Linked DNA regions of Homo sapiens: regions 1, 2 and 4 are each linked to region 3. A link is a contact called in ENCODE Hi-C or POLR2A ChIA-PET data. All regions are on one chromosome and are shown on one strand. Each heading gives the region's core, a stretch centred on a gene start or an enhancer-like site at or near the end of the contact. The rest is flanking DNA. Distances are from core to core; before and after follow the strand shown. Region 1 holds the start of CDV3 (CDV3 homolog). Region 2 holds the start of SRPRB (SRP receptor subunit beta). Region 3 holds the start of TMCC1 (transmembrane and coiled-coil domain family 1). Region 4 holds the start of RYK (receptor like tyrosine kinase).

Region 1 (4,629 bases), core at 2,130-4,629, 3.7 Mb after region 3:
TAGGTAGCAGAATGGATCTTGGATCAAATAGCTCAGCAGAAAAGAACTCAGAAACAATGGGGCTGGGCTCAACTGCCCTTTGCCAGCTCTTGAGCTCATGGAATATTGGAACTCAGCAGGCCTTGTTGAGGGAGATATATGATGTCCTTCGGATTGCACCACTTCAGAGGACCCAGAGGGAAACTGCCATGTTCAGACAGCATTAGGAACCTTGGAAGATGTGCAGAAATACCTGGGAATAGTCTGCATTACTATACAAGTTTTCCATCTGGCAAGTACAAGTGAAAGTCTGTTTGCTTTAAGTATGCAGACGGTCCAAACACATTGGACAGCAGAGGGGAAGACACCTCTGTCAAGAGAGAGCTGGAGGAGCCGGGCACAGCGGCTCCTACTTGTGATCCCAGCTACTCAGGAGGCCAAGGCAGCAGGATCAATTGAGCCCAGGAGTTCCAGACCAGCCTGGGCAACATAGCAAGATCCCTTTCTCTAAAAATGTAAAAAAAAAAAAAAAAAAATTCAGCTGTACATGATGGCACCTGCCTGTAGTCCCAGCTACTCTGGAGGCTGAAGCCAGAGGATTGCTTGAGCCCCGCCTCTTAAAAAGAAAAAAAGAGAGAGAGGGCAGAAGGATGCTTCAAAGATGAGGGGGTGTCTGGTAACGATGATAATGATAGCATGATTCAGGGCACTGTGCAACCAATCTGGAGAAGGGTGGTAGGGGAGGTTTAAAAGGAGCAACTGATGGGAACAGATGCTGTCAATTTTAGGGCAGGTGATTCAAAGAGGAAGGGACCAGCTTCACAGAGGAGAGAATTACTACAAACAATGACACAACCACAAAGACACTGGTCTCTCTACTGGCCTGACCTGAATTTCTTACACATGATCAAGTTCTGGGATCATGCCATCAATCACACTGAAAAATGTAGTGGGAAATTCTGCAGCGTCAGCCCTCAACTACTGTTCCTTCTGTGTATTTTCTCAAGTCATTAATTCTTTCAAGACAATGATGAATTGATAAGGACTTAAGAAAGATATAAATAACTGAAACTTATTTATATCTAGATCTTCTCTTCTAGATTATAAGGGAATTGAATGCAGGAATCACAAATTACTCACTTTTGAATAAAGCACTTTGCCCGAAATATAGCAAAATAAGTGCTTCATAGATGAGGAAAGAAAGAGAGGGAGAGGGCCGGGCATGGTGGCTCACACCTGTAATTCCAGCACTTTGGGAGGCTGAGGTGGGTGGATCACGAGGGTCAGGAGTTTGAGACCAGCCTGGCCAACATGGTGAAACCCCGTCTCTACTAAAAATACAAAAATTAGCTGGGTGTGGTGGCGGGTGCCTGTAATCCCAGCTACTCAGGAGGCTAAGGCAGGAGAATCGCTTGATCCTGGGAGGCAGAGGTTGCAGCGAGCTGACATGCCATTGCACTCCAGCCTGGTGACAAGAGCAAGACTTTGCCTCAAAAAATAAGTAAGTAAATAAATAAATAAATAAATGAAAGAGAGGGAGGGAGGAAGGAAGAAAGAGGGGGGAGGAAGAAAAGAAGGAAAGAAAAGAGGAAGGGAGAAAAAAGAAGGAAAGAAAAAAAAGAAAGAAAATAAATTTGATTAGCGATGGTAAGGGAGGGTGATGGTGATGGGCAGTACTGAACCTGGCCTGCATCACAGGAAGATATATGTTGTCATAGAAGGAAGTCACCTTGGGAGCTGTTCATGTTTGGGGAATAGTATATGTATAAGCTCAAGCTACTTGCTGGCCAAGGCTAGGTCCTTGATTTCTTTTGACATTCAGAAGTTAGACTTTTTTTTTTTTTTTGAGACGGAGTTTCACTGTTGTTGCCCAGGCTGGATTGCAATGAGGCGATCTCGGCTTACTGCAACCTCCGCACCCCCGGGTTCAAGCAATTCTCCAGCCTCAACCTGTAGCTGGGATTACAGGCGTTAGCCACTACGCCCGGCTAATTTTCGTGTTTTTAGTAGAGACGGGGTTTCATTATTTTGGTGAGGCTGGTCTCGAACTCCTGACCTCAGGTGATGCGCCTGCCTCGGCCTCCTGAAGTGCTGGGATTACAGGCGTGAGCCACCGCGCCCAGCCAGAAGTTAATTCTTTAATAGCAGTGTAAGTAGGGGGTAGGAAAAGAGAAACTTTAATGGGGTAACTGTAAAGGAAAAGACGAAGAAGTCTCTCCATTTACTGGCTGGATTCTATCTACCCCATATGGCTACCAACATTTGTCTGAGTCATTTCCTCAATGGTTGTGACAGCTCCCTCTTCTGCTTTTAGAAGGAGGAAGTAGAAAGTTTAAGAGCTTACTTTAGACCACCTTTTGCATATAGAATTCATTTCATTTTCAAGGCCCCAAGGGTATTTAAATGGGCTTTAAACCCATTTAAACCTGGCTTTCGCCTGGGCATTTTGGTCTCCACCCCTATGATAAGACAGTCCCCTCCTTTTATCAGGGATAGAAGCTAAGGATAAACTGTATCATCATCTAGACTCAAGTCAGGGCGTTAAGCAATGTGCTGAGCAGCTAATAATGTTGACTCTCTTCCCTCCATCCCCCTATCTTGTAAGAAATAGTATACCCACTTTACAGATTAGGGACTTGACGATAGGATTTATTGAACTTGACCTTGGTAAACATAATCCAGAGGGTGGAGTTCAGACAAAATCCCTTTCTACCTACCAACCAGCCTATGAAAGATCTTTTAGTAAATGGGACCTAAACTTCAGGCTCACTGCTCCTCTCACTTTCACAATCAACCGGTAAAGAAGAAAAGTAATGGTTGCCACTCCAGAGGGGGTGGAAGTACAGAAGCGATCAGAGGAGAGGAACAATCTTTAACACAGTTGGCTTAACGCAGTGCCTGTCCGTTTCGCGACAGTTCAAACGACTACTATGGGGCCACGGTTTGTTCTGGGCCAGGAAACACACGTGCATCCTGCGCATGCGTCCAAAAGGAACCCACTGCCCCTCCTGCTGGACCTCTTTAGCCAAGTCATCAACCAGCCCTCAACATGCCCGCCCTCAAGACTAAACCCTCGGCCAATCGGGAAACCGGAGTCGCCCGGCACGTCACTTATTTTGCATATGCCCTCCTCTCCCCGCCCCCATGCTTGGACTCCGCCCCGTCTGGGTCAGGGATTGTCACCTAAGAGCTTCGTCCTGGCACCTGATTGGCTCTCTTTCCAGCTCCGCCTCCATCTCCTCCCGCCGCCCGCCCCTTGGCGATCCCACAGCGGCAGGCAGAGCAAAATACGCAGGCGCAGGCGCTTCCTCTCTCTTCTAGCGGCCCGCCCTCCCTCCTCCCTCTCCCTCCCCTCCCCACTCCCTTCCCCTCCTCTCCAGGCCTGCGCGCGCGCCTCTTCCTCCGGCACGCGCCGCTGCTAGCCGAGCACTCTCGCCAGAACCTCTGGCTCGCGCGTGCCTTTTCCCCTCAGGTTGTGGGGAGAGCGGAATCCTGCTCCGCCGTCGCAGCAGCAGCGGCAGCCCCGGCAGCCTCGGGCGACAGCGGCGGCGCGCGAGCCCCCGGGCGGACCGTACCACCGCTCGCCAGCACGCAGGGGGAGCCGCCCGTCTCGCCGCGCACGCCTCGGCGACCCCGCGGGGCTGAGGCGTCGCCGCGCCCGGCAGCGTGAGCGCAGAGCCGGCCTCGACCCCGAGCTCGGAGCCCCGCGGGCCGCGCCCGCCGCCGGCCCCACCCATCCGGGTCGAGGAGGCCGAGGCCATGGCTGAGACGGAGGAGCGGAGCCTGGACAACTTCTTTGCCAAGAGGGACAAGAAGAAGAAGAAGGAGCGGAGCAACCGGGCGGCGAGTGCCGCGGGCGCAGCGGGCAGCGCCGGCGGAAGCAGTGGAGCCGCGGGTGCGGCGGGCGGCGGGGCGGGCGCGGGGACCCGGCCGGGTGACGGCGGGACCGCCAGCGCGGGGGCTGCGGGCCCAGGGGCCGCCACCAAGGCTGTGACGAAGGTGAGGGGCCGGGAGGCCGGCACTCGGGGCCCGGGCCGCGCGCCGGCGCCCCATGTGCCCGCCCCCGCCTGCCGGGGAAGCGTCCGGGAGGGGCCGCGGAGGCCGGGCGGACGGGCGCGGGCCGCCACGTGACGCAGGCTCTCCACCTCGGGCTGGGCTCGCCAGGGCCGGGACCCCTTCCGATATCCGCGGTGGAGCCGCCCTTCCCACCCCGCGTCGCTCGGCGTTAGCCAAGGCCCGGGCGGCGCCACCCTCCGGGGGCACTAGGTCTGGGGCCGCAGTGCCCAGCACAGAGCAGCGTTTATCGGGTGACGTCTAGGCTGAGTAATTCCGTGTGCTGACCTCAGCCCAGTAGTTTGAGCTGAATTTTCGCTTTCAGCAGCCGCATTTGTAGCAGCTCTTTTGTGATGACTTAGTCTCTAAGCCCGTGAAAGAAAAAGAAAACTCTCGGTGGCAAGGTTGAAGTAGAAATGTAGTTGTGAAATTCCTATTGACTTCTTCCTTCGGCTTTTCTTAGTTGCTTAAAGTAACAGCTCCCATGCAGGAACCCAGCGGAAGTATAGTGTTAGCCTACGAGCATGTTTGTCCTCCATTTAGCCTAGTTTGCCCCAGAACGAAGCAAGGGCTTTGACCAGAAGACAAGTACATACT
Region 2 (4,607 bases), core at 1,572-4,071, 3.9 Mb after region 3:
ATTCCTTTTACTTAATTCACAATATCCAACTAATCACATCCTACGTATTTTAACTCTCAGACATCTCTCAAATTTGTGCTCTCATTTTCATACCTATTTCTGTCTCTGTATTAGACTCTGAGCATCCTTTGCCTAAATACTGCATCTTTTGCCTAAATGCTCTCAGCTGGTCTCTCTGTCTGAAGTTTTTTTTTTCCTCTCAAGTCATAGTCCTCCATAGATCTGTCAATTATCTATGTCACCCCAAATGAAACTTCTACACTTGATCTTAGCCAAAAGGCCGAGAAGCGATCCCCAAATGAAACTTCTTATTGCATTCTGGACAAACTCTTAAGTTCCTCAACATAGCACAGAAAATCCCTTCTGGTCTGATTCCTGCCAACCTTTCTAGCTTCATCTCCTGTCACTCCTACTTAAATTACTGCTCTAATCAATTTTTATAGATTTTATAATTGATGATTTGGCATCTGTTGATCACTAGGCCAAACTAACAGCCAACATTGTTTACATTTCCCCTGTGGCCTGGCTTTTGAGGGTGTGCCTAAATCATATTGCAAATCTTCCTAATACAACCCTTAACATCTGTGTTTCGCTTCTTGCCCAATCAAAAACATCTCTATCTAGCTACTCGCTGACACATTAGTAATAAAGGAAGAGTCCCAGTTCCTTTTTTTTTTTTCCTTTTTTTGGAGGCAGGGTCTTGCTCTGTTGCCCAGGCTGGAGTGCAGTGGCATGTGATCACAGCTCACGGTAACCTGGAATTCCTGGGCTCAAGCGCTCCTGCCTCAGTCTCCCAAGTAGCTGAGACTGCAGGCATATGCCACCATGCCTGGCTAATTATTTTTTAATTAAAGAAAATGTTTTAGGCCGAGGTGGGTGGATCACGAGGTTAGGAGATCGAGACCATCCTGGCTAACATGGTGAAACCCCGTCTCTACTAAAAATACAAAAAATTAGCCGGGCATGGTGGCAGGCGCCTGTAGTCCCAGCTACTCGGGAGGCTGAGGCAGGAGAATGGCGTGAACCCGGGAGGCGGAGCTTGCAGTGAGCCGAGATCGCACCACTGCACTCCAGCCTGGGCAACAGAGCGAGACTCTGTCTCAAAAAAAAAAAAAAAAAAAAAGAAAAAAGAAAATGTTTTTTGCAGAGACAGAGTCTCACTATGTTGCCCAGGCTGGTCTTGAATTCTTGGCCTCAAGCAATCCTCCTGCCTTGGCCTCCCAAAGCGCTGGGATTAATAGCTGTGAGTCACCGGGTCCTCCCCCAGTTCCTCTCTTTTTCCTTGTCCCTGTGCATGGTGAGGTTTTGTGTGGCCCTGAGTGGTATCAAGCTAAATAACAAGCAGAGAGGGACGCTCTAAAAGAAAATAATATTTATTCTGGAATAGGCATTGCAATGGGACTACGCATGCCATAGTCAACTATGTGCATATTCAGGGGGGTGTAAAGGAAGACAAAGATTTTTAAAGAAAAAATGAGTCAGATTCCATAATTGTTTTAAGATAATTATCCTTGGCTACAAGGATCAAATGGCAAGGATGGCATCAGTACTAGGTTGGACAGGGAGTTGCTGGGTAGCCGTCCTAACAGATGTATTTTTTTGTGTGTAAGGTTGCGATGGCCTTTGTGCAAGTCTGTGGTTTTTGCAGTCTTTTGTGACAGTTTTTGTCATCAGGCATGGGTGCCTGAGAACCCTCCCTCCATGGCCTTTCACCAGCTCCATTTTTCTGATTAAAAAAAAAAATACAAGTGACTCCATTTTGATGCTGACAACTTTTTCAATGGCAATGTGGAACTGTAATAAACTTTTTTCAATCTTTCAGTGACACTGACATCTTCATGTCTCTACTCAGCCATACAATTAAATTAAATAATGTGTACATTTTAAAACAATGACAGCTGTTTAATGACAGAGACTGTGAACTGGGACCCTCTAGGCTGGCCACTTTTGGTGTTTTATTTGGGCCACAAGTTTTTGAATGCTTTCAATTACCTACAGAAAATTTCAAAAGTGGAAAATTTCCTATAAAAATCTGCCTTTATTGCTTCTCTTGAAAACTGGAAGAACCGGCCACCCAGGTCCCATAACACCTACCTGGCTGAATAGGGTCGGCCCTACTTTCAGCAGAAATACCTCCTGCAGTTTTCAACAGCCCCAGCTCTCCTGGGCGTTGATTTTCCTAGTTGCTTCCTTTAATGCAGACATTTGAGTTTGCAGCCCTAGATTGACAGTGTAGGGGCACTGAATTACTTAGGGTTCCCACATACATCGTTTCTTACACTCATTTTCTTCTGCACAGCACCTTTTTTTCCTTTAACCACTCGCAGATGCTAACTCATTCTTCAGGACTCAATTCCAATGTCCAGAAGCTTTTCTCTGAACTCATGATGGACTCCGCGTCCCATTATGTATTCCCACATCGCTCCGTACATCCATCTGTCACATCCCTTGTCACATTAAATTCAGATTAAATGTTTGTAGGATGCTTGAGTTCTTCACAAGTCTCACGTCACTTAGCGACGGTCGGGAACTCCTCAGTGGTAGTTTCGGGAGCCATTCATTCATTTTATTCATTTCATCATTCTTTCAACAGTCATAACGTAGGTGACGACGACTGACTCATCTCTTAAAAGATGTGTGTGTCCCTCGACAAATAACCTGTCTGCCCCTATCGTTCTGTAGGAGGACGGAGTCCCAGAGAACTACAACTCCCATCAAGCACTTGGGGGATCGCCGCGGCTGAGGGAGAGACTATGGCTTAGGAACCACCATTCGCGTGAGGCTCTGCTCCCCGCGCCTGCGCAGAGTGCAGGGCCACGTCGCTTTTGCTGTACCGGGGACCACGCGTCTCATCCATGGCTTCCGCGGACTCGCGCCGGGTGGCAGATGGCGGCGGTGCCGGGGGCACCTTCCAGCCCTACCTAGACACCTTGCGGCAGGAGCTGCAGCAGACGGACCCAACGCTGTTGTCAGTAGTGGTGGCGGTTCTTGCGGTGCTGCTGACGCTAGGTAAAAGGCGGCCGGTGGTCATGGCGGGTTTGGGGCGGGCAGAGGTCCGGGCTTTGGCTGCACCGCTGCAGGCCGGGGACGCGGGGCTGAGAGGGCGCCTTGAGGGCATCAGGAGGGTGAGACCCACCCAGTCTACACCCCACCCTCTCTCCTGAAGCAGCGGCAGCAGCTGGGCGTTAAGGGGGATGCCGGGCAACCCCCGGAGTTAACGTCCTGGTCCTTGGGGCGCAGATTGCTCTTCGTCATCTGCCCTGTTACGCTTGAGCGCGCTGTTCCTCGCCTTCCGCTGTTCTCACTGCAAAGACTCAGGGTCTTGACACCAACTTTCAGCCTCCCGTGTTTGCGTGCGGGCGCTGGGATACCAAGGTAGTGAGATAGCACCTGAGTCCCAGTCAGAGTAAGGACTGCAAAGAAAAGTTGACAGTTGACAGTGCCTGGCTCTCAGTGGATCCCTAACAACAGCAATAGTAACCATTATGATAAAAGTCAGTTCCAGGTGAATGAGGTGTTTCGTCACAGACTTCTGTGAATTTCCCCACCCCAGCCATGCACATATACTGATTCCCAAGGCGTAATTTTTGTTGTTTTTCTCTGTCTATTCCACAGTCTTCTGGAAGTTAATCCGGAGCAGAAGGAGCAGTCAGAGAGCTGTTCTTCTTGTTGGCCTTTGTGATTCCGGGAAAACGTTGCTCTTTGTCAGGGTAAATGATTTCATTGACACCCCTGTTAAGCTTAATAGAAAATTTTATAGATCCCAGTATTCCTGTCATCTCACGGTTTATTTTGTAAAAGAAGCTGATGCTGTTAAATTTGGAAGTTAATTCTTGACTTACTTGGGAGAACAAAAAGACTCGTAGAAACCCATAATTGAGAAATATTGGTCATTTCTCCTTTTTTTTTTCTGTTTGCCCTTGCCAGATGCTGATATTTAGTCTTTATCACATTCAAGGATTTTATTTAATTAGTTTCATTCCAGAATAGCAGAAGGCATAGAAGCTAGTGTCCTACAGTTTATAATTCCTTCGTTAACAAATTCTTAGGACAGTTTATCGAAGACACTTTTTCACAGGGTGATCCTTCTTTGACATAGTGGGCTAGTTAGGCTTCTTTTTACTAATATTTATTTTTAATACATTTAGTATTTTTAACAGTGTATTTTAATGTGGTGAATAGGAGAGGTTTTCTGCTTTTTAACTCTTCTTTTTGAGAGTATAAATTATTTCCCTTCCATTAAAGAAATACCTCCATTTTTTTTTTTTTTTTTTTTTTGAGGGAGTGTCTCACTCCAATGCCCAGGCTGGAGTGCAGTGGCGAGATCTCTGCTCATTGCAGCCTTGACCTCTGGGACTCAGATGATTCTCCCACCTCAGCCTCCGAGTAGCTGGGACTACAGGCGTGCAACACTACGCCCGGCTGATTTTTTATATTTTTTGTAGAGATGAGATTTTGCCATGTTGCCCAGGCTTCAAATCATTTTTGTTGGTTAAAAATCTTTACAGAAGCTTGGCAAATTTGGCCACTAACTGTCTTTTGAGAATAATGTTGTTTTTATTCCACTGAGGAGTAAAATATGCAATTAATTAGATTTTTTTCTACAG
Region 3 (5,232 bases), core at 1,656-4,155:
GGAATTTTCCAGAAGAGTTTTCATCTTACATGATTTTTGCCTCATGCACTAACTTGAGGACCTAACCCTGGGATGAGGTGCAACTCCACTGCAGTCTTACTCCATGGGTACTGTAAGGCAGGATCAGGAAGAGGAAACGGAAAGGTACCATCCTATTACATGAAGAACAACATTCTAACAAAGACATAAAATGTATTTACATAAAATGTAAGAATGACATGTTATGTGGGGAAGTTCAACACTGGAAAACAAGAGCAGCTCATCTGCACCTGCAGACCTTTGCACTCACTGTTTCATTTACCAGGAAAGCGCTACCATTTTTCAGGTCACAACTCAAATACCTTCTCCTTAATGAGGCCTCCTCTCACTAAGTAACCCTCCACCCACCTTTCAGTCATTCACTTGTCACATCAGCTTGTTTTATTTTCTTCATAATTCATATTAGGGGTCAGCAAACATTTTCTATAAAAGGCCAGACTATAATCTATAGGCCAAATCCACCTTGCCCCGTTTTATATGGCTAAGAATGGTTTTACATTTTTAAATGGCTAGGGGAAAATATTTTTAAAAACTCATTAATATTCTGTGACATGTGAAAATTTTATGAAATTCAAATTTCAGTGTCCCAAGTTTAACTGGAATATAAACATATTTGTTCACGTACTGTCTGTGGCTGCTTTTGTACTAAAACAGAATTGAGTAGTTGCAAAAGAGATCATATGGCCCAAAAACCCTGGTATGTACTGTACTTCCTGGTCCTTTACCAAAAAAAGCTTACTAACCACTGATTTATATCATTATCTGAAATGATCCTATTTGCTTGTTTGTTGTATATTCCTCATTCCCATACATACAGAATAAAGCTTAATTAGGGAAGAGGCCTTGTCTGTTTTGTCCCAACAATGTAGCCCAGTACTTAGAAAACATCCTGGAACAAAGTAAGGGCTCAATAAACATTTGATGAATTAATGAATGATCCATAAATGCCACTCTGAGGAGCTTAAACCTAAGCCCTGAGCCATTATATGTTCTGCACATTTATGAGAGGCATAAGCAGTCTTGCAGAAAAGGGGAAATATTCTACTATCAAGAAGGCCCAGTTTAAAGTAATGGTGGTTGGTCACCAACTAGTCTAGGGCACTGGGGTTCTTCATCAAATTGTAGACTACAGGTCTTTTGTGCTCATAAAAGAGTCCTTCTGCAAGGTGTCCCAACACTGTCAGCGGTCTGTGCTTCTGTTTATCTTAAGATGCAAATGCTCTGAGAAATCTCATTCTTATACACAGTACACAGCACCTACACCATACCAAATCTTAATCAATGCTCATAATTATAACAGTTCTACATCACATGCTAATGAATTTTTAACGTCTAAAATTTTCCTATGCTGCTGATCAGCAATCTATAAGCAGCTCAAAACTCTTCAGAAATTAAAAGGTTACCACCCACAGACCAGAAGCAGCTTTTTAATCTTTCTACACTAGCCAGAGAGTGGGTGATTGCAAAAAAATACAAGCCAACTCTGTTGGTAGAGGACAGGGTTATTAAGTTAAAATCCCATCTATAAGCATCGTTTTGTCACATGACACTAGTAAAACTACCACCTACTCACAATTTGAGTTTCAATCTCCTAATATACAGAGAAAAAAATGTATCTACCTCCTGGAACAAATCAAAGTTTTGTTTTATTTTAAAGCAGCTATCTGATATTTATGCCCTGGATTTTTTTTTTTTAAGAACAGAATAAGCTAATTTAGGAATTCACACCTTTCGTAGAGATGCTTATGGTACAGGTACCTCTGACGGCTAGGCTCTACCAACACTAACGTGTAACGTGTCACAAAAGCCAACGGGCGTTGCGGGGGCCGGGGGTAGCCAACAGCTCAAGTGGGCTGCTTCACTCCGTGGCAGATTCACCTGGGGATTCCTCACCAAGAATGTTGTTAAGGGACGAACCAAACCAACCACAAATGATACCCCTTTACCGAGGCTGAAAAAGCAGAGATTCGCAAGCTATAAACGAATCTCTGGCCCTTTAGGGAAGGTGCAACTCGCTGCACCTCTTTCCCCTATCCTACAGGGGTTAACAGGGGGCATCCTGAGGCCGAGACCAAGCCCAGCCAGCTCCTCCTCACATCCCACCTCCCACTACATATTCTCCCCAGTACGCCGGGCTCCCTCCTCCCCTCGAAAGACAGTTCAAAATCAAAACAATAGGTGCAAAACTGGTTTCAGGTGGAAATGGCTGAGTCCTGGTGGCTAACTTCTGGGACGCCATGGCGATCGAGGGCTCCTAAAACCCCAGATTCCGACGGGAACCGGCTCCTAAACAGTCCCTCGGGCCTCGGCCCGACTTCTCACACGCCCCTCCCTCACCTCGGCCCTGGGATGCTGGGAAGGGAACGAGGCGAGGGGCTGGAGGGGAACCCCAGGTCAAAATGACAGCGGAATGAGCCGGGAAAGGAAAGAGGCCCCGTGGGATGCTGGGGGTCGAGTCCTAGGCCCGGGGCTTCAACCTCGAACGGGGGCGACGGCAGGTCCCAGCCCCGACAGGCCGCGAGCGGGAGGCCAGGCCCGCGTCCGCTGCGCCGCCAGGCCACGCTCCCTCACGACTGTCCCCACCCACCGCGGAGGGCCGTGAGGGGGCCGCGACCGCCGCCAGCGTCCGGGGCGGGGGCGCTCACTCACCGGCGGGGAGGGGAGGAGCAGCCGGCGTCTCCGCCAGCGCCGTCGCTCGAGCTCAAGCGCCTGCTCCTTCCACTGCGGCCGCCGCACCCGGTCCATCCCCCACAACCACCCCCCCCTCCCGACCCTCCCCCCGCGCCGCCTCAGCCGCCGCCGCCTCAGTCACCGCCACCGCCGCCGCCGCCTCAGCCCCGGCGCGGGAGGGCGAACCGGCGCGAGAGAGCGAGCGCGCGCGCGCCCCCGCCACAGCCGCCACCGCCCACAACCTCCGCCCCCGGCCGGCGGCGCACGCGCAAGGGAGCGGGCGGACGGGCGCGCGCACGCCGCAGGGGCGGGGATGGGCCCTGGAAGGCGTGGCCCCTCCCCTAGCCCGCCTTCCCACGCGGTCTCTGGGCTGGTTGAGCTGCGCCGCTGCAGGTAGTGCTGAGTTGCTCCAGGTAAGCTCCTCCTCTCAAAAAGCTCTAGGAACCGAGCCACCCTCGCCCTAGGAGCAACGCCCCTGAGTAATATGGGGTTTCGTCGGATTTCTGCCCGCCGCTCTGGATCACACGTTTGTTCTCCCTATTTGAGTCGCAAGGCCTTCCTTCATTCCACCTAGCAGGCTGCTTGGAAAAGGGCAGAGACTCATTACTTTGCACCAGGTATTACCACTGAAGGGATTGTAAGCAGCCACCAGCCCATCCCTTTATAATTCCCATTTTCCTAATTTATTTTATTTTTATTACTTATGTAATGAGGCTTCTTCCGTGTTCAAGGAGCTGGGAGTACCATATGGGGTCAACGGAGTCCCTGGTCTCATGAAGTTTGAGATCTGGTGGAGAAGGAAAACATTCATGGGAGAATCAGACAAAATTAAGTTTTCAATTAGTAAAAATCTTCTGAGAGGTATATGGTACTAAGAGAATCTTTATGGGGGAATTGATTTAGTTGAGGATGAAGAGGGTAGAATCTGAGGAATTGAGTTGGGAGGAGTTAGTTGCTCCAAGGGGTGAGGTCTTGGCATGGCCAGAATGGGGAGCGCTAAAGAATATTGAATGTGGAGTAGACTGCGAGTGTGGGAAGAGGTAGGCGAGAACAGGTGAGGATTGGGGACCTATTTATTTATTTATTTATTGAGACAGAGTCTCACTCTGTCACCCAGGTCACCCAGGCTGGAGTGCAATGGCTCGATCTCAGCTCACTGCAACCTCCGCCTCCTGGGTTCAAGCGATTCTCCTGTCTCAGCCTCCGGAGTAGCTGGACTACCAGCGCACGCCAGCGCACCTGGCTAATTTTTGTATTTTTAGTAGAGATGGGGTTTCGCCATCTTGGCCAGGCTGGTCTGGAACTCCTGACCTTGTGATCTGCCCGCCTCGGCCTCCCAAAGTGCTGGGATTGCAGGCATGAGCCACCACACCCGGCCGGATTTGGGACTTTAATCTGAGTGCTTGGTAGAAGCTATTCAGGTTTTTTTCAGCAGGGTTGCAGGGGAAATAACTTGATCATTATGTCTGTTTTTTGTTTTTGAGAGGCAGACTGGAGTGCAGTGGCGCGATCTCGGCTCCCTGCAATCTCTGCCTCCCGGGTTCAAGTGATTTTCCTGCCTCAGCCTCCCTAGTACCTGGGACTACAGGTGCACGCCACTGCACCCAGCTAATTTTTTTAGTATTTTTAGTAGAAACGGGGTTTCACCATGTTGGCCAGGATGGTCTGAATCTCCTGACTTCATGATCCACCCACCTCGGCCTCCCAAAGTGCTGGGATTACAGGTGTGAGCCACCTTGCCCCCAGCCCATTATGTCTGTTTTTAAGTTACTTAGATAGCAACGTGAAGAGTGGTCTGATGGGAGTCTCAAAGCTGGGGCCGGGAAGCCAGTTAGGAGGCCACTGGCCACATAGTCAAGGCAAAGTAGGAGGGTAGTGACAGAGAAGAGTGCTAATGTAGTGGTAAAATGGACAGGACTTGGCAATAAATTGAATGAGGAGTGAAGGAGAAGGAGGTGGCAAGGTTTACTTAGATTTGAGGTTGGTGGAGGATGCATTTATAGATTTCAGAAGCACTGAAGGAGCCACCTGAGGTAACTCAAAATGGATGATAAACCTAAATTTAAAAGCTAAACCTATAAAAGAAAATTTTAGAAGAAAACATAGAAAAAGTATTTGTGACCTTGGGATAGGCAAAGACTTCTTAGGACACAAAAAATATGAACCATAAAAAGTGATTCATGGCCTGGCTCACACCTGTAATCCCAGCACTTTGGGAGGCCAAGGCAGGCAGATCACTTGAGCTCAGGAGTTCAAGACCAGCCTGGGCAACATGGCAAAATGCTATCTCTACAAAAAATACAAAAGTTAGCTGGGCTTGTTGGCACGTACCTGCAGTCTCAGCTAACTTGTGGGGCTGAGGAAGGAGGATCACTTGAACCTGGGAGGCGGAGGTTGCAGTGAGCTGAGATGGCGCCACTGCACTCCAGCCTGAGTGACAGGGTGAGACCCTGTCTCAAAAAAAAAAAAAAAAAAAAGAAAGCAATTGATAAGTTGAACTCTATCAAAATTAAAAACTGGTAC
Region 4 (5,074 bases), core at 496-2,995, 4.4 Mb after region 3:
TCGTCTTGTATTATTTTTCCTAAATCTTAGTCTTGTGTTCCAAGTACTACCCCAAGTAGAGTTTTAATTCAGCTAAACTACATTCAGCTAACTCAGCTAGACTAAGAAGGATTAAGAATGAGCACGACTTCATAAAAAGAGCATTCTTCTTTGGCTAAAAACTGCAAATCCGTACATGTAATGTCTAAAGAGTCTGCTTTCAGTAATTCCATTTCTACACTGAGTCAATCTCAACACACCTCAACAAAGTCTTATTACTTAAAAAAAAATAGAATACTGACAAATAATGGATGCAATAGAGAATAATTTTTCCCCTCAAACACTCAGAAGCACCACCTTCAGATGAAATAAAGATACTGCCATAATAACAAAAGAATGCAAACGTCTAGGTACCAAGGACTTCCTTTTTGGGGGGTCGTTCCTGTCAGATCTTCCTCTAAGGGGTCATTTCCAGAATCCACAAAGTCCTAACATAAGACCCCAGCAATTTTTCAAATTAATTCCCCAAACAACAAAGCTAAGCAAGTAAATGGAACCACAAACCGACCCAAGACTAAGTTCTTGTTTCCCTTCAAGATACTCAAAAGTAGGAGAGTGGCCCAGAAGTACAGAGTCAGTCCAAACTCCCAACACACCCAATGCAAAAACCAAAAAGGTATTGAAACTAAAAAGGTCTGCTACCTGGCGATTCATTCACTAAAAATATGCTTAGAATCTAAGCATATGCTCCAAATCTACGTCCCAAGAGTTGGAGGCTGCCACGAACATTTGGTGCCCTTATAACCTCCCCTTCTTTCTCTCTCGTTTTTTTTTTTTTTTTTTTTTTTTTTGTAAAAGGGTAAGCACAGAGCGTGGCCTCTACTGGAGCATCAAAACCACAGCAAAGGGTTTGCAAGTTCAGTCTAAAACGTGAATTTCGAGATATTCAAAATCGAGGGCCCTAGAGTGACACACATAGAAAGCGTCAAAAAAACTTCGTGCAGCAAGGAAAAAAAGTTGTAAGGGTGACTGACTCTTCTAGGGAGAAGGGCTAAGGAGGCAGTGAGGAGGATGGGATGGGGTGAATCTGGGTCTATCGCGGCGGGGCAGCGAGGGCGGCACGAAGGCTGACCCAGAGCTGGGGACCGGGCAGGGACCACACCTCCCAGCCAGCACGGCAGGCAGAGACCGGGCCGCGAGGCGAATCCGGGCGCGGGGGGCGGGGAGGGTACTCGCCCGAGGTCCACGGCTCGCAGACTGATCCGCCGGCGGCCGGAAGCTGCCCCAGCCGGCCCGACCTGCCCGCCCCGGCCTCGGCGGCCCCACTCACCGATCAGCCGGCGCACCTCGTCCTCGCTCAGGTAGAGACTCACGCTGGGCCCCGCGGAAGCCGACTGCAGCTCCGGGGGCCGCGGGGCGGGGGCGGCGGCAGCGCCAGGCGCGGGCAGCAGCGGCAACAGCGCAAGCAGAAGCAGCAGCGGCGGCGGCGGCGGGGCCCTCAGGCCGCGGGCCCCCGGGAGGCAACTCCGGCCCGGCCGCCCCAGCCGCGCCGCCCCACGCATGGCCGCCGCCGCCGCCGCCGAAGAGGAGCGTCGGCCGCCCGCCGCACCGCCGCCCACCCCCGGCCCCGAGCCGCTCACAGCCCCGAGCCGGGGGCGGCTGCCCAGCTCATCGCACCGCCGGCCCGTGGCAGCCAGCAGTGGCTTCAGACCTCCGGAGCGCGCCGCCGCCGCCGCCTCCTCGCTGCATCGTCCGGAGTTGGGGGCTGCCCGCGGGACGCGCCCGTGCGCGCCGCCGCCTCCCCGGGAGCGCGCACGCACCTTTCGCTCTGGGCGGGCCGGCCTGGGCAACGCGCTGGGGTTTTAAAGTGCCTCGGCGGGCGAAGGGCTCGGGTCACCCTCTCCGCAAGAGCCGGTCCCCGCCCCACGCGGTCACTGCGTCTAATGTTTGCTTGTCTATTGTCTGTAACCCTCCTTTCCCGACGGACGGGCCAGGCTGGAGCCACCGGCCGCGCCTGCAGCTCAGTGGGCGCCCCAGGTCCCCGGAAACGCCTGGATGCGGCCGTTCTGGTTGCGAAAAAGCAGCATGCTTTCCTGTTTAGTGGGAAAACTCAAATAAATAGAAATCATCCTTTATCTTACCATCGGTGATCAACTTTATCGTTTCCGTATCTATTATTAGAATTTATACTACATATATTTGTTTTCCAGAAAGATCTTAGCACGCTTTACTAACCCTATTTTTACGTTACAAAATTTTATTTATTTTTATATTTTTATTTATTTATTTTGAGACGAAGTCTTGCTCCGTCACCCAAGCTGGAGTGCACTGGCACGATCTCGGCTCACTGCAACCTCTGCCTCCTAGGTTCAAGCCATTCTCCTGCCTCAGCCTCCCGAGTAGCTGGGATTACAGGCGCCCGCAACCATGCCCGACTAATTTTTTTGTATTTTTAGTAGAGACGGGGTTTCACCATGTTGGCCGGGTTGGTCTCGAACTCCTGACCTCACGTGATCAACTGACCTCGGCCTCCCAAAGTGCTGGGATTACAGGTGTAAGCCACCGCGCCCTGCCAAATTGTTATTTTTTTTATAATCGTTCTGCATCACTATAATCAACCTGCCTTTGGGGTTGTTAATCTGTGGTCCATACCAGGCTTCGACAGCCTTCCAATAATATGAAACTGTGTGCAAAAGTGTATGTGTCTCCGTGCGTATTTGTGTCCACGTCCATGTTTCTGTGTGTTGTGTGTATGCTTGATTGCACACAGAGAGGTGGTATGTCATCATTTGTTCTAGGGAGTCCTTGTGCCCTCAAAGAGGTTAAGAACTGCAGATAGACCTCGTGTACTTAAAGGCGGTGGAGCCAGCCAGTGCATGGACTTCCGGGCCTCCTGATGTATTTTTGTGAGCCGCCCACCATCGCGGTCAAACTTGCACCAGTGCCCCCTCTCTTGGTGAGGCTCCAAGGGCCCCTGCCCTGTCCTGGGACACCTCGTCCCTGCGGACAGGCCCCCGTCCTGACCCCAAGGCTCTCGCGGGGCCGTGCCTCGGGGAGCAGCTGCTCTGACAGCTAGGCCTGGCTTCGGGGCACAGTTGCTCCATCGCAGTGAGGCCCTGGGAAGCGGTTATTTTTATCCTCAGGGAAGGGTAGGGAAAAGGAGAGGCTGATAAGGAGGGAAGTGCTGGAACTTGATTTTCTCCCTCCCTAGCAAGATACACGGATTCCATTTAGAGATAGGCTGGCCTCAATTTGTCAAGCTTCAGCGCCTCAGCACAAAATCTTACACCCTTCATCCTGCCGGAGGAGGCTGAGAAGAGGAAGAGGGGAGGAAAAGTGCTCCATCAGAGAAGGCTTTTAAGCCACAAAAGTCAGCAAAAATACTTCTGTTGGGACAGCCACTGCTACCAGGGTTCTGCCAGGAAGGGCTGGAGGCTCAAAACATGTTGTGTGAACAGGAATCTCAATTCAGATGGGAAGCATTTTTTTAAAGGATGGCATATTCTTTGCACTTTTAAAAAAGCTCACAGTCCTCAAAGAATGAAACTCCTAGCTTCTCGAGGTTCTTTAATTACTAGGTCTTGTCAGTGACTTCTTCAGGCGGCCTATGATGTAAACAGCAGAGAGCTCCCACTCAGGCCTGGCTGGGTTCTGGTACTTGTTAATCCTGTGGTCTTGGGAAAATTAAACTCTCCAAGCCTTGGTTCTCTCATTCATAAAAATCCCGGGATAATGCCCGACTCCCAGGGCTTTTACAGGATTTAATTGGAGAGGGATACAAGTAAAACATCTAGGCAGACGCTGGGTAGGTGTCACACCTGTTGTTATTGTAATTACAAGGAATCCTTTCCCTTTAATGACCACTTCCTGTGAAAGTTTCATCACCAGTTACCTCCAAACAGTTCAAACCTGGGACCCTCATGAACCTCATTCAATAGCACTGAGCCTGGCCCAGAGCCTGAGCTCGATGAAGACTCGTGCCAGGCATCACGCTAGGCACTGGGGACACAGGAGCGAGCAATGTGCTTCCTTGAGAACTTTGATAAACAAATGTTTTCATAAATTCTACAAAGACAAGTTCTCAAAGTGTGGCCCCCAGACCAGCAGTATCATCACCTGGGAACTTGTAATGTAAATTCCTTGGACACTGCCCATACTAACAGGTAGCAGCTCCAGGGCTGGGGCCCAACAATCTGTTTTCCCAAGCCTCCTGGTAATTCTGATGCTGCTGGTCACTCCATTAATATCTCAGCTCTCCTGTCTCTCTTTTGGTCAGCTGCAGTTGCCTGCTTTCTCCCTTACTCGCTCAGTCTGTTCCCAACACAGCAGACAGAGGCATTCTGTTAAACGTCAGCCTGATCATGTACTCTCTGGCTTTCAGACCACCAGTGGTTCCCCAACTCACCTAGAATAAAAGGCAAAGTCTTTCCAAGATGTCAAGGTAGTTCTCACTCTCCACCTTTCTCCCTTCCCTCTGACCTTATCTTCTGCTCACCGCCTACTCCCTTAGTTCCTGCCACACCACAAAGGCTTCCTTTCTGTTCTTCCAACAAACCAGACACAATCCTACCTCAGGGCCTTTGCACTGCTGTTCCCTGTCTCTGGAATGCTTCTGTCTGACACCCACATGGCTTCATCTCTTACCTCCTTCAAATCTATGCTCAGATGTTAACTTCTGAATAAGATTGCAAACTTCCCCACACTTTAATTAAACCCTTGGAGAAGGAATTGATTCCCAGTCTCTCTCTTGCTGTCTCTGCATGACACTTGGTCTCACACAAAGGTCTTCCCACAATCCCCAGCCCATCCTGAAGAGGAAGTTTCCTCTCCCTCCCCTAACAAGGTGTGGGTGGCAACTTCTGAAATTTCCCAAAAAGCCTCAGCATGAAAATGAGAAACCATGACCACAGCCTCCTGAGGTTTCTTTGCCTTGGGGAAATGAAAGCCACAGTCATCAACACAATCCACACATTGGCCCTCCACTCTTGGTTTTGTTTGTCACAGTGGTTGACCTTATTCTCCTCCTCCAGGAGACATATTTCAGCATGGCCAGGAAATACCATCAGCAGGACTTGTACTTTAAAAAGCCAGTCTT

The links. Hi-C counts contacts between places; a loop is a spot of excess contacts on that map. ChIA-PET counts read pairs that join two places held with the same protein, here RNA polymerase II (POLR2A). Pooled maps may share reads with other maps.
Region 1: a loop to region 3 is called in a map of CD4-positive, alpha-beta memory T cell, with 17 times the contacts of the local background. The contact joins the promoter of CDV3 here to the promoter of TMCC1 in region 3. A Hi-C loop is called at or near these places in 2 of 168 maps with a recorded cell type or tissue (CD4-positive, alpha-beta memory T cell and naive thymus-derived CD4-positive, alpha-beta T cell), 1 of 37 single-sample maps with no recorded cell type and 9 of 50 pooled maps.
Region 2: a pooled map shows a loop between it and region 3 (10-fold over the local background). The contact joins the promoter of SRPRB here to the promoter of TMCC1 in region 3. A Hi-C loop is called at or near these places in 1 of 37 single-sample maps with no recorded cell type and 7 of 50 pooled maps. POLR2A ChIA-PET finds 5 or more read pairs at or near these places in 1 of 52 experiments (GM10248).
Region 4: a loop to region 3 is called in a pooled map, with 27 times the contacts of the local background. The contact joins the promoter of RYK here to the promoter of TMCC1 in region 3. A Hi-C loop is called at or near these places in 1 of 168 maps with a recorded cell type or tissue (CD4-positive, alpha-beta T cell), 1 of 37 single-sample maps with no recorded cell type and 9 of 50 pooled maps.

Annotation. Positions count from the first base shown.
Region 1 is chr3:133,570,307-133,574,935 of GRCh38, forward strand. CDV3 (CDV3 homolog) reads left to right here and starts at 3,380. Exons shown (of 5, transcript NM_017548.5): 1 at 3,380-3,978. The coding sequence starts at 3,739. RefSeq lists enhancers at 2,369-2,608, 2,551-3,052, 2,709-2,878 and silencers at 3,259-3,798, 3,819-3,928, 3,959-4,348.
Region 2 is chr3:133,802,994-133,807,600 of GRCh38, forward strand. It overlaps SRPRB (SRP receptor subunit beta), which reads left to right and starts at 2,822. Exons shown (of 7, transcript NM_001379313.1): 1 at 2,822-3,009; 2 at 3,616-3,710. The coding sequence starts at 2,856. It overlaps LOC105374116 (a long non-coding RNA gene), which reads right to left and starts at 2,490. Exons shown (of 3, transcript XR_924513.3): 1 at 2,095-2,490. RefSeq lists enhancers at 2,474-2,583, 2,674-2,733, 2,874-3,083, 3,194-3,243, 3,274-3,383.
Region 3 is chr3:129,890,806-129,896,037 of GRCh38, forward strand. It overlaps TMCC1 (transmembrane and coiled-coil domain family 1), which reads right to left and starts at 2,906. Exons shown (of 7, transcript NM_001017395.5): 1 at 2,689-2,906. TMCC1-DT (TMCC1 divergent transcript) reads left to right here and starts at 3,066. Exons shown (of 3, transcript NR_037893.1): 1 at 3,066-3,122. RefSeq lists enhancers at 1,488-2,280, 2,281-3,072 and a silencer at 2,434-3,163.
Region 4 is chr3:134,249,114-134,254,187 of GRCh38, forward strand. It overlaps RYK (receptor like tyrosine kinase), which reads right to left and starts at 1,746. Exons shown (of 15, transcript NM_002958.4): 1 at 1,310-1,746. The coding sequence starts at 1,541. RefSeq lists an enhancer at 987-1,765 and a silencer at 1,101-1,920.